2 separate regions of the Homo sapiens genome follow, and region 2 is linked to region 1. A link is an interaction called in ENCODE POLR2A ChIA-PET data of the cell type or tissue named here. Cell type or tissue: MCF 10A. All regions are shown on one strand. Each heading gives the region's core, and the rest is flanking DNA. Links, peaks and the distances in the headings are about the cores only.

Region 1 (5,382 bases), core at 304-5,303:
CCAAAAGAGTATCTCAAATTCCAGCTTGGGGGTATCTTTGGCCTTTACATAGAGTGGGCTGTTCAGGATCCAGTAAATGCCATCCCAGACACAGACAAGTTGTTTCCTTTCATCTAACTGCAATGAAAGCTCATTGCTTCAACTTACCCCTTGTGCACCAAATTGGTGTTCCACAGTTCCCAGCAAAGATTCCAGCGGGTTCCTGTCTGCTACAGAGGGGTAGGGAGTTTAAAGTCTAATATTATATCTCACTTGTGGCTATAAAAAAAAGATCTTCATTAAAGTTTCTGGTCCAAGCTACCTCATTAGGAAATGCAATTACAGACTGGCTGATCAAATCATTCACAATAACCATAAACTAATTTATCCTTTATAGGGTGCTTTTCATGAGGATCTCTAAACTAGATAAACAGTTGTAAGAATTAAAGCAGAATAATGGGAAGAGTCTGGATTTTGGAGTGAGCCAGACCTGGATTCCAACCCCACCTTGGCCACTCGCTACCCATGTGTTCTGGGCCTCAGTTCCCTCATCTGTCAAAGTGGAGTAATGGCAATGGTGGTGGTGGTGCTGGTGAACAATTACTGCATGCTTACCACATACTGCAGGCGCCATTCTAAAGGCTTCCACGTCGTAACTCATCTAATCCTCTCAATAACTCTAAGGAAGGTTGGGTATCACCTGCATTTCACTGCTGAGGAACTAAGGCACAGAGCAGAAGTAATTTCACAAGGCCATAGAACTGGTGGGGCTGGGATGGGGCTGGGATGTGGCAACCACATGCAATGTTTTTGCTTGGACCCCAAGTTCTGTCTAAATCTTTCATCACAATAGTTTGGACTAAATCACTCATTCCAATGATAAATATTCTCAAATGTCCTTATCTCCTTTTTTGGCTGAATTCAACAATTGTTCTTGATAACACATAAACAAGCCCTCACGAATAGCTTTAATTACAGCTGAGGCCAACTATGGGGAAACACCTCCAAGAATGAGTCAGACTAAGGAAATTTTCTTTCCTTTTTCTTTTTTTTGAGACAGAGTCTAGCTCTGTCACCCAGGCTGGAGTGCAGTGGGACAATCTTGGCTCACAGCAACCTCCACCTCTGGGGTTCAAGCGATTCTCCTGCCTCAGCCTCCCCAGTAGCTGAGACTACAGGAGTGCGCCACCACGCCTGGTTAATTTTTGTATTTTTAGTAAAGATAGGGTTTCACCATATTGGCCAGGCTGGTCTCAAACTCCTGGCCTCAAGTGATCTGCCCACCTTGGCCTCCCAAAGTGTTGGGATTACAGGTGTGAGCCACCGTGCTCAGCCAGGAAATTTTTTTTTTTTTTTTGAGATGGAGTTTCACTCTTGTTGTCCAGGCTGGAGTGCAATGGCACGATCTCAGCTCACCAAAACCTCCGCCTGCCAGGTTCAAGTGATTCTCCTGCCTCAGCCTCCTGAGTAGCTGGGATTACAGCCATGGGCCACCACACCCAGCTAATTTTGTATTTTTTTTTAGCACAGATGGGGTTTCTCCATGTTGGTCAGGCTGGTCTTGAATTCCCGACCTCAGGTGACTCGCCCACATTGGCCTCCCAAAGTGTTGGGATTACAAGCATGAGCCACCGTGCCTGGCCAGAAATTTTTATAAAAAAGAAGTTAGGGGCCAGGCACGGTGGCTCACGCCTGTAATCTCAGCACTTTCGGAGGCCGAGGTGGGTGAGGATCACCTGATGTCAGGAGTTCGAGACCAGCCTGGCCAACATGGTGAAACCCCGTCTCTACTGAAAATACAAAAAATTAGCCGGGCGTGGTGGTGGGTGCTTGTAATCCCAGCTACTCAGGAGGCTGAGGCAGGAGAATCACTTGAACCCAGGAGGCAGAGGTTGCAGTGAGCCAAGGTCGTGCCACTGCACTCCAGCCTGGGTGACAGGGCGAGACTTTGCCTCAAAAAAAAAAAAAAAGAGAGAGAGAGAGAAGAAGTTAGGGTTAGGCTTAACACAACCCAATCACATTAACCCTAAACTTAACAGAGCCAACAAAGAGTTCCCTCTAGGCTTAAAAAATAACAACAAAACAGGAGGTGGGAGGGTGGTGGTGATTACCTTTATATCTCTTTTTTTCCTCCTCGGTCAGATGTTCTGTGCGTATTTTGGTGATCACATTCACATTGTTTACTGTGTAAACCTGAGAGGTGTATGCGAAAGAAAACAGTGACACAGGGAATCAAAACTCCAAAAGTAAGCACAGCAAAAGCAAGAATGCTGAAGCAAAAAACAGAAAACAATCCAGCAAAATAAAAATGAGAAATGGTTAACTATCATTAGGATCCTTCAGAGAAAGTATATAAACTATCAACTGAAAAATGCATCAGCAGTTACCTCCCATGTTTGACAGTTTTAATACTAAGGAGTTAGCAGTGACAGGCTGCATCTTCCTGCTTGCCCTGCTGTGGCTAAATAGTCTCAAACAAATGCCCTGCAATCTAGGTTTCCACCTGGGTTTCTATTAAACTAAGGTACCCAAACCAGGATCCTGTACTTCTGTTGGTAATTTTTTTTTTTTTTTTTTTTGAGACAGAGTCTCCCTCTGTTGCCCAGGCTGGAGTGCAGTGGCGTGATCTCTGCTCACTGCAGCCTCCGCCTCCTGGGTTCAAGCGATTCTCGTGCCTCAGCCTCCAGAGTAGCTGGGATTACAGGCATGTGCTACTATGACTGGTTAATTTTCGTATTTTTAGTAGAGACGGGGTTTCACCATGTTGGCCAGGCTGGTCTCAAAATCCTGGCCTCAAGTGATCTGCCTACTTGGGCCTCCCAAAGTGCTGGGATTACAGGCGTGAGCCACTGCACCCAGCCTCCGCTGGTAGTCTTGTAATACTAGTATGACTCAGACAGCCATCTGCTGGGCAGAAGAGAAAGGTATGAACACAAGGTTCTCTATAGACTTATGAGCTGTAGAGAAAACCAGCAAGTCACTATTTAAAAGGCATTCTGTGCACTGACAAAAATTATTGTAACTGCCAGAGCAAATGCTCTGTTATCAAGGATAACTGGGGAATATGGTGGTCTAGAAAATCAAACATAACAGTTAACAAAGAATTCTCTCTATATGCCACGTGAGGAGCCCCAACATTCAAAGCTGCAGAAAACACACTCAGCACTATGACAAGTGCTTCTAAATGTATCTTGCTGAGCATGACGTAAGCCTTTCTTTGCTCACTCAGAGGCCACCAGAGGACCCTGCAGCACTGGGCTCCAACACCAAAAGCCATCAATCCCTGTTGTACTGAGGGACTGAAAGGCCAGGAAACAGCTTTCCAGCTGACAAAATGCCAGATGACTGGATCAACAATCGTCTCCACTATTACAACTATGTTTTAAATGCACTGATGTCATGCAAATGGGCTGTGCGCCTGCTGATTACAATTAAGCTGATTTAACAAAAAAGAGACTCAAAAGCTACTACACAACATTTGAACACATGTGAAGTCTAATCCTTCCTCTTCCTTTTTTTTTTTTAAATAATTAAGGGAATGACTAGCTTGTCATTCCTACCAGAACAACTGGTACCTGTACTCATTTCTCTACCATATTGTTTCTCTTTAGCATAGCTACAGACCTCCTCAGGGCATGCTATCCCATTTTCTGAAAGTCAAATAAGACAAAATCAAACATCCAAGTGAGAGACACATTAGACAGTTCTCATTCCCCAGAGCATCTCCATGGCACAGATGCATGAAAAAAATGGGAACAGATTCCTCATTTGCATAGAAGCTAAATAGCTATATTAAATCTTATTTTAAGAGTTTCCTTTTACCTTTGCTTCGTAACCATTAACAACTTCTGCTTTATCTGTCCTCCAGCCCCAGAATCCGGATTTAGTTCTGATAAAAAGTGAACACCACAAATTTCTACATGTACAATATGCCATTCAGATTTATATCTGTAGCCTTTATAGTTTTTTTCCCCCCCAGCTTAAGTTAGTGAAGGACACTTGGAAATCATGGTCCTATTGTCCACAGGAGGCGGTTAGCAATGACAGATGGCTTATGCACCCTCCACCCTCCTCCCACAGTTATTAATCAATTTGCCTCACCCCAGGCATAGAAAGCCTCCAATCTTGGCTTCTTTACAAAACTGCCAGCATTGAGGACAAAGGTGGTGACATTTATTGGACAGCAGTCCCAAAGAAGTGACTGAAGATGACCAGCATCCAAGGGCTTGCCACAAGGTGGTAACCAGGTCAGAGCATTTATCTGGGTCATCTTAACTGGGGACATGCATGTCAATGGTGGGATCTCCACAAGTAGCCACATCTCACTCGAGGAATTCTTAGAACAATGAGGCACAGACCATCCTGCTCCTTACAAAAGAGCAGGTGGGCCAGGAACTCATCACTGTGGTGAGCTGCTTGGAGATGCCATTAGGTCTGCAAAATAGCTGAGTCACATGTTTGGGCAGGTTTGGTGCAGCAGGGCAAAGGATGTGAAAAACAGATTTTTTTAGCCCAGCTGTTAATTCCATCTCTGTGGAACTCCTTTTAAAGTAGCCCAGCATTCCAGTGGCAGATGCAGCATTGGTAATATGCCCAAAATCTCAGTTATTCAACTCAACATACTCCTGAAAAAAAATGTATTTAGGAACCAAAAGCAGCCAGGAGGCTCTGATTCTTTTTCAAAGCAGCTTGCCCTGGGAAACGCTCCCTCTCACAGGGGATCCCTGACCAGCCCTACCCTTTGTCTAGGACATCACATCCCAGCTCCTCTTGGCCCTGGCTACGGCAACAGCCTGACTTCTGCTCTGACCACTGAGTGGTTGGGATGTCATGCAGGAAGCTCAGGGAACAGCAGCAGGTTAGCCACGTTACAAAGAACATATGCGGTTATTAGCATTTTGTTTCCAAATAGTTTGCTTTTCTTCTAATGGGATTTGGTCAATGAAATTAGTCCAGATGGTATAATGAGTTTATGTGTCTATTTTAGCCCATCAGAACAGGAGGGATCAGAGCTCCCATTTTCCTACTAGTTGTCTACAATTAGGACAGCACAACCCGTGGATGGAAACAGAGGAATCCTAAAAGTATTATACCAAATGCTATCTCCAACTGACACTTCAGAAACAAGATAACAGTCACAGGGGCAGAAGGTAAGGAACCAGACTCAACTGATTAATAAGCTACAATCCCCTTTTATCATTAATACCAGAAAATCGAGATAGCCTTTTTCCTTCAATCCTCAGTTCCTTGTTTGCTTAAGTCACTTGATGTCTTGCCACAGGAAGTCACTGTTTTCTGGCACAGACTCTTCTGATGGATGGAAAGATGATTACGTCTGCTCCACCTCACCCTTCATGCACGCTGGGAAGACGGCGCTATGCTTTTCTCCCAAGGAACCACCAA
Region 2 (5,382 bases), core at 68-5,067, 550 kb before region 1:
ACTGACCAATATGGTGAAACCCAGTCTTTACTAAAAATACAAAAATTAGCCGGGCGTGATGGCGCATGCCTATAGTCCCAGCTACTCAACAGGCTGAGGCAGGAGAATCTCTTGAACCAGGGAGGTGGAGGCTTCAGTGAGCCAAGATCGTGCCACTGCACTCCAGACTGGGCGACAGTGCGAGACTCCGTCTCAAAAAAAAAATAAAATAAAAAATCTGTATGCGACTTTTGTGAAAGATCCGTGACTTGATTGATGATTTGGGGAGTATTTAAATGTATCAAATTCTATATGGAAGCTTGATTTTAAAATTTTGGAAGGCTAGACCGGGCGTGGTGGCTCACGCCTGTAATCCCAGCACTTTGGGAGGCGGAGGTGGGCGGATCACCTGAGGTTAGGAGTTCGAGACCAGCCTGGCCAACATGGCAAAACCCCGTCTCTACTAAAAAATACAAAAATTAGGCAGGTGTGGTGGCACACGCCTGTAGTCCCAGCTACTAGCGAGGCTGAGGCAGGAGAATTGCTTGAACCTGGGAGATGGAGGTTGCGGTGAGCCGAGATCACACCACTGCACTCCAGCCTGGGTAACAGAGCAAGACTCCGTCTCAAAAAAAATACAATAAAATTTTGGAAGGCTACCTTCTTAATGGAGTGGGATATTTACAAGAATTGGGGGGATTTTGGTCAAACCCATTCTAAAAAAGTATAAACATAATTTCATGCCCTGACATCCTGGTGGAAATCCAGTGAACTTTGATGCTCAGCTTTGCCACTTAGTAGCTCTGTGATTTGTGGTCTTGGGCAGAGTCTCTCTTGAGTCTCCTTTGGTTTATCTGGACTAGGGGATAAAGGGAATGGACGATCTGACCCTTAGTGACTACAGCTTCTGACCATCATATCACATTTTCTTTTGTTCTTTTCTTTTTTTTTTTTGGTGGGTGGGGGGTGCGGGTATGGAGTTTCGCTCTTGTTGCCCAGGCTGGAGTGCAATGGCGCCATCTCGGCTCACTGCAACCTCCGCCTCCCGGGTTTAAGTGATTCCCCTGCCTCAGCCACCTGAGTAGCTGGGATTACAGGCGCGCGCCATCACGCCCGGCTAATTTTTGTATTTTTAGTACAAACGGGGTTTCATCATGTTGGCCAGGCTGTACTCGAACTCCTAACCCCAGGTGATCCACCAGCCTCGGCCTCCCAAACTGCTGGGATTACAGGCATGAACCACCGCGCCCAGCCCATATTTTACTTTTGCTTTGAATAGATGGCACCCTTTGTTCTGCACCTCAAATGACAGGTGTCACGGGCACCTTCAGTAGATTCCTGTTTTGTATGTAGCACTAAACCAGTGGTTTTTAGCTTTCCTTGATTCACAACCCCTGAGGATCAGGACCCTGTGCACAGAGATAAAATTTTGCATGGGCTCTTAGGAACTTTGCTGACTCCATGACTCCTCTGATACCACCTGGAGGTCCATGCATAGGAATCAGATCAAGAACCCCAGCTCTGTACCCTTGAAGGGAATGCCAGCAGACACAGTCAGATACTGGTAGCTGATGTGACCAAAAGGTGGTTGTTAGCCATGTTTGACAAAGATCAAGCATGCACATATGCAAATGGTGGGGGATAGGGGCAGTGAAGGACAGGTTCTCCAGGACTGTCCTGTTGTGGAGGAGCTCTTCCGGACGGCAGTCTTGGAAGCCACCTGAAATAACTTCATGAGTTGGCCTCATTTGATCCTTGGCTGTCCTGAACCAGTTCATATGATGGTGACTTCTATTTAGTTGATACCGTAAAAGGTGATGACTTTTTTTTTTTTTTGAGATAGAGTCTTGCTCTGCCACCCAGGCTGGAGTGCAGTGGCACGATTTTGGCTCGCTGCAACCTCTGCCTCCCAGCTTCAAGCGATTCTTGTGCCTCAGCCTTCCGAGTAGCTGGGACTACAGGCATGTGCCACCTCACCCGGCTAATTGTTTGTATTTTTTTAGTAGAGATGAGGTTTCGCCACGTTGCCTAGGCTGGTGTCGAACTCCTGACCTCATGTCATCCACCTGCCTCAGCCTCCCAAAGTGCTAGGATTACAGGTGTGAGCCACAGTGTCTGGCTAAGGTGATGACTTTGAATGACTCTTTAATACTGCTGTCAACTCTAGAGGTTGGAGTTACAACCTGAATTACATTAAAAGGCTATGTTGAGTAATAACGTTACGTTGAACTTAAGTGCTTTTGAACCTTTTGGTTCTGTAGATAATTAATTTTCTTTGAATTGACACCATATTTATTACTGAGTATCCGTGTAACAGATTATTCACTGTGGTCATCTAGGACTCCTTGACTGGAATGAAAGCTGTTTCTTTCTTTTTATATGAGAAAGAGAAATCTCTTTTGTTTCTTTAATTTAAAATTGATCTGTCCTATTAGTCATGCAGTGACTAATAGTGCTTGGTGCTTCACAACATTTTGTATAGTCCCCACTGTATTTCGTTTCGGAAAAACTGACTATGTTGGGTGTGGTGAGACATAGGAACCACTCCTATCATTCTCTAGAAAATTGTCAAAGGTGCTTTCTCTTTACTAGGTCCAACAGGAGTAAACCAGTACTAGCGGGAGCCGTGTACACTTTTCTTGTTCCTTCTTCCCTGTGGCTAATTCTGAGTTCTCTTATTACTCTACGTGGCATGGCTTCCTAGGTGCACAAAAATATGAGAACTGCATGTTGTAATACCTGGGCTTCCCACAGCCTTATGCTACTTAACAATAGAATCAAAGACTGTTGAGAATTGTAACACTTAGAAACCTTGGAGTCTAGTTTTTTTCACCTCACTGATGAGAAAACAGGCCTCCAGAGAGTCAGATGACTTCCCCAAGGTTACTCTACTAGTTATTGGTGGAACTGAGGCTGACACCTATCTCAGTCTCTCATCTGAGACTCCCTTTCCCAGTCCTGTCCCCGTTAGACCACTGGTCAAGTTTTCTTGATGATATATGTGAATTAAAAACCAGTCAGTCTCCTGATACTTTTGTGCTTCGAATGCTTTTCCTGGGTGTGTGTGTGTGTGTGTTTATAACTTCTTTATTCACTCTGACTCATAACTGATGTGCAACAAAAACTCCTCTGCATGCTAAACCACAGTTTAGAGAAACCACTTATTTTAAAAATGGCAGCCTGGTCTGTGCCATATAAATTTTGACCTCTGAATATTGAGTTGTAAAGTATTTATTATGAAACTGTGGGATGTTTATTTAAGCTTAAACTTGAAACCTAAAAGTGAAATTAAAATAATTTCATATCCCAGCCTTTGGATCTGATTTTGATCGTGGTCAGGATTTTGAAGTGTTTTTGTGAGTAATGTCAGTCTTAAAAGTAGTTGTCTTGAGGTGTAAAGATCATATGAACAAAATTAAGATCTAAATTATATTTAGGAAGTGAATGGATGAGGTAGAATTTGGTGTTTTCAAACAGTCATGATCATTTTAATGTACTTATAGAACCTCTATTCTGAAAGTGAGTTGTCCTTTTAAAAAAGTAGTCACCTTCAGAGTGTGTGTGTGCACCCACTGACTTCAGTCTTTCAAGAAGTCCTTGTTGGAATTTTCCTCAGCTAGATTTCAAGCCATGTCAGGACACCACTCTCATTATATTACCATAATTTTTTTTTCTTTTTTTTTTTAATTTTACTTTTTTTAAATTCCAGGATACATGTGCAGGACATGCCATAATTTTCTTAAAGTCAGATTCCAGCATCATCTACCTGTTGATAGCAAATATGACCCTGAGTGAATTTTTTTTTTTTTTTTTTTTTTGAGACAGAGTCTCGCCCTTGTGCCCAGGCTGGAGAGCAGTGGCGCGATCTTGGCTCACTGCAACCTCTGCCTCCTGGGTTCAAACAGTTCTTCTGCCTCAGCCTCCCAAGTAGCTGGGATTACAGGCACCCACCATTACACCTGGCCAATTTTTATATTTTTAGTAGAGACGGGGTTTCACCATGTTGGCCAGGCTAGTCTCGAACTCCTGACCTCAGGTGATCCACCTGCCTTGGCCTCCCAAAGTGCTGGGATTACAGGCGTGAACCACGTGCCCAGCCCCTTGAGTGAATTTTTAAAAACTGATATGTATAATTCACATTCCATAGCATGTATCCTTTTAAAGTGTACAGTTCAGTAGTTTTTACATTCACAAAGTTGTACAGCCACTGCCACTATCTAGTTCCAGAATGTTTTTCATCACCCCCCAAGAAACCCCCTATCCATTAGCAGTCACTCCCCATCTCCCTGGCAACAGAAAGCAGATTCTGTCTGTGGATTTGTGTTTGAGACATTTCATACAAATGGATCGTGTAATATGTGGCCTTTTCCTTAGCATGTTTTCCCTTAGCATGTTTTCAGAGTTCATCCATGTTGGAGCATGTGTCAGTACTTCCTCCCTTTTTATGACTGAATAATGTTCCATTATATTTATATACCACATTTTGTTGATCCATTCATCTGTTGATGGCCATCGAGTTGTTTCTACTTTTGGCTATTGTGAATAGTGCTGTGCACATTTGTGTGCAAGCTTTTGTATGGACATGTTTTTAATTTGAGGGGATATATACCTAGGAGTAGAATTGCTGGGTCATATTGTAACCCTGTTTAACTTTGTGAGGAATATAGCTGTTTTTTTATGTAGCTATATAATATTAATATACATATAATTATTTTATATAAGGGAAAATACTTTAAAAATTGCAGCAATCAAATATATAAATTCTGAGATCAATCAGTACTTTAAATATGCCTGATTTCATAATGAGCTGTGTGCTTCCAAGAGAAAATTGTGGAATATTAATAAGGAAGTGTGAGTGGATTTAGTAAAAGAGCCATCTAGGACTAATGAAATAGCAGGGTTTAGGAAGCCATTGACTAGTGGCTTTCTGACTATTCTGAGTGGTCTTTCATTCTGTAATACATAAGATTACAGGGTTGATGGATAGAGGAGGTTTGCTGTTTGCTTTTTAAACTTCTGTTCCTTGGTATTTTTCTCATTTTGCTATATAGGTGTGTTGCAGTTTTATAAGTTACTTATTAAGGTACCTTTATTTTTGAAGTCATTTCTTCATTTGTTATAGCTTCAGAGCTACTTTTCCTTTGTTCACAAATCTTTTGAGATTTTCTAGCTTAGTTTAAAATTTTCCTAACTTACAGTTTATCTCTTGATTTGTTAACAGTCTCTGTAAAGGATTCTGGTTGAATCCTTTTGTAGTGCAAGTAATTGAATTTTAGAAGCATAACTGTTTATTAAGGAGGTTTTAAATTGTAGCAGAAGGTAGATTACAGATGCAAGCTGTTGTGGAGCTTTTTTTTTTTTTTTTTTTTTTTTTTTTGAGGTGGGGTTGCTGCATGGGAGGAG

The links. Peaks named below come from ENCODE experiments on the same cell type or tissue, not always from the same donor. Only the 100,000 strongest peaks of a DNase experiment are listed, where the experiment ranks them.
Region 2: POLR2A ChIA-PET joins it to region 1 with 5 read pairs; 1 of 35 experiments calls an interaction of 5 or more read pairs at or near these places.

What each region holds. Positions count from the first base shown.
Region 1 is chr12:110,022,532-110,027,913 of GRCh38, reverse strand. ANKRD13A (ankyrin repeat domain 13A) reads right to left here. Exons shown (of 15, transcript NM_033121.2): 7 at 3,802-3,868; 8 at 2,091-2,172; 9 at 148-209. Among named protein-coding and RNA genes, the nearest start is that of C12orf76, 23 kb to the left of the region's middle. RefSeq lists enhancers at 2,911-2,980, 4,643-5,143. In MCF 10A, for the core only: no CTCF peak of the experiment used is centred there; a DNase peak (open chromatin) is centred at 2,863.
Region 2 is chr12:110,575,582-110,580,963 of GRCh38, reverse strand. All of the region lies in intron 1 of PPTC7 (protein phosphatase targeting COQ7), which reads left to right. Among named protein-coding and RNA genes, the nearest start is that of PPTC7, 5.0 kb to the left of the region's middle. RefSeq lists enhancers at 1,061-1,310, 5,327-5,382. In MCF 10A, for the core only: no CTCF peak of the experiment used is centred there; DNase peaks (open chromatin) are centred at 2,543 and 3,043.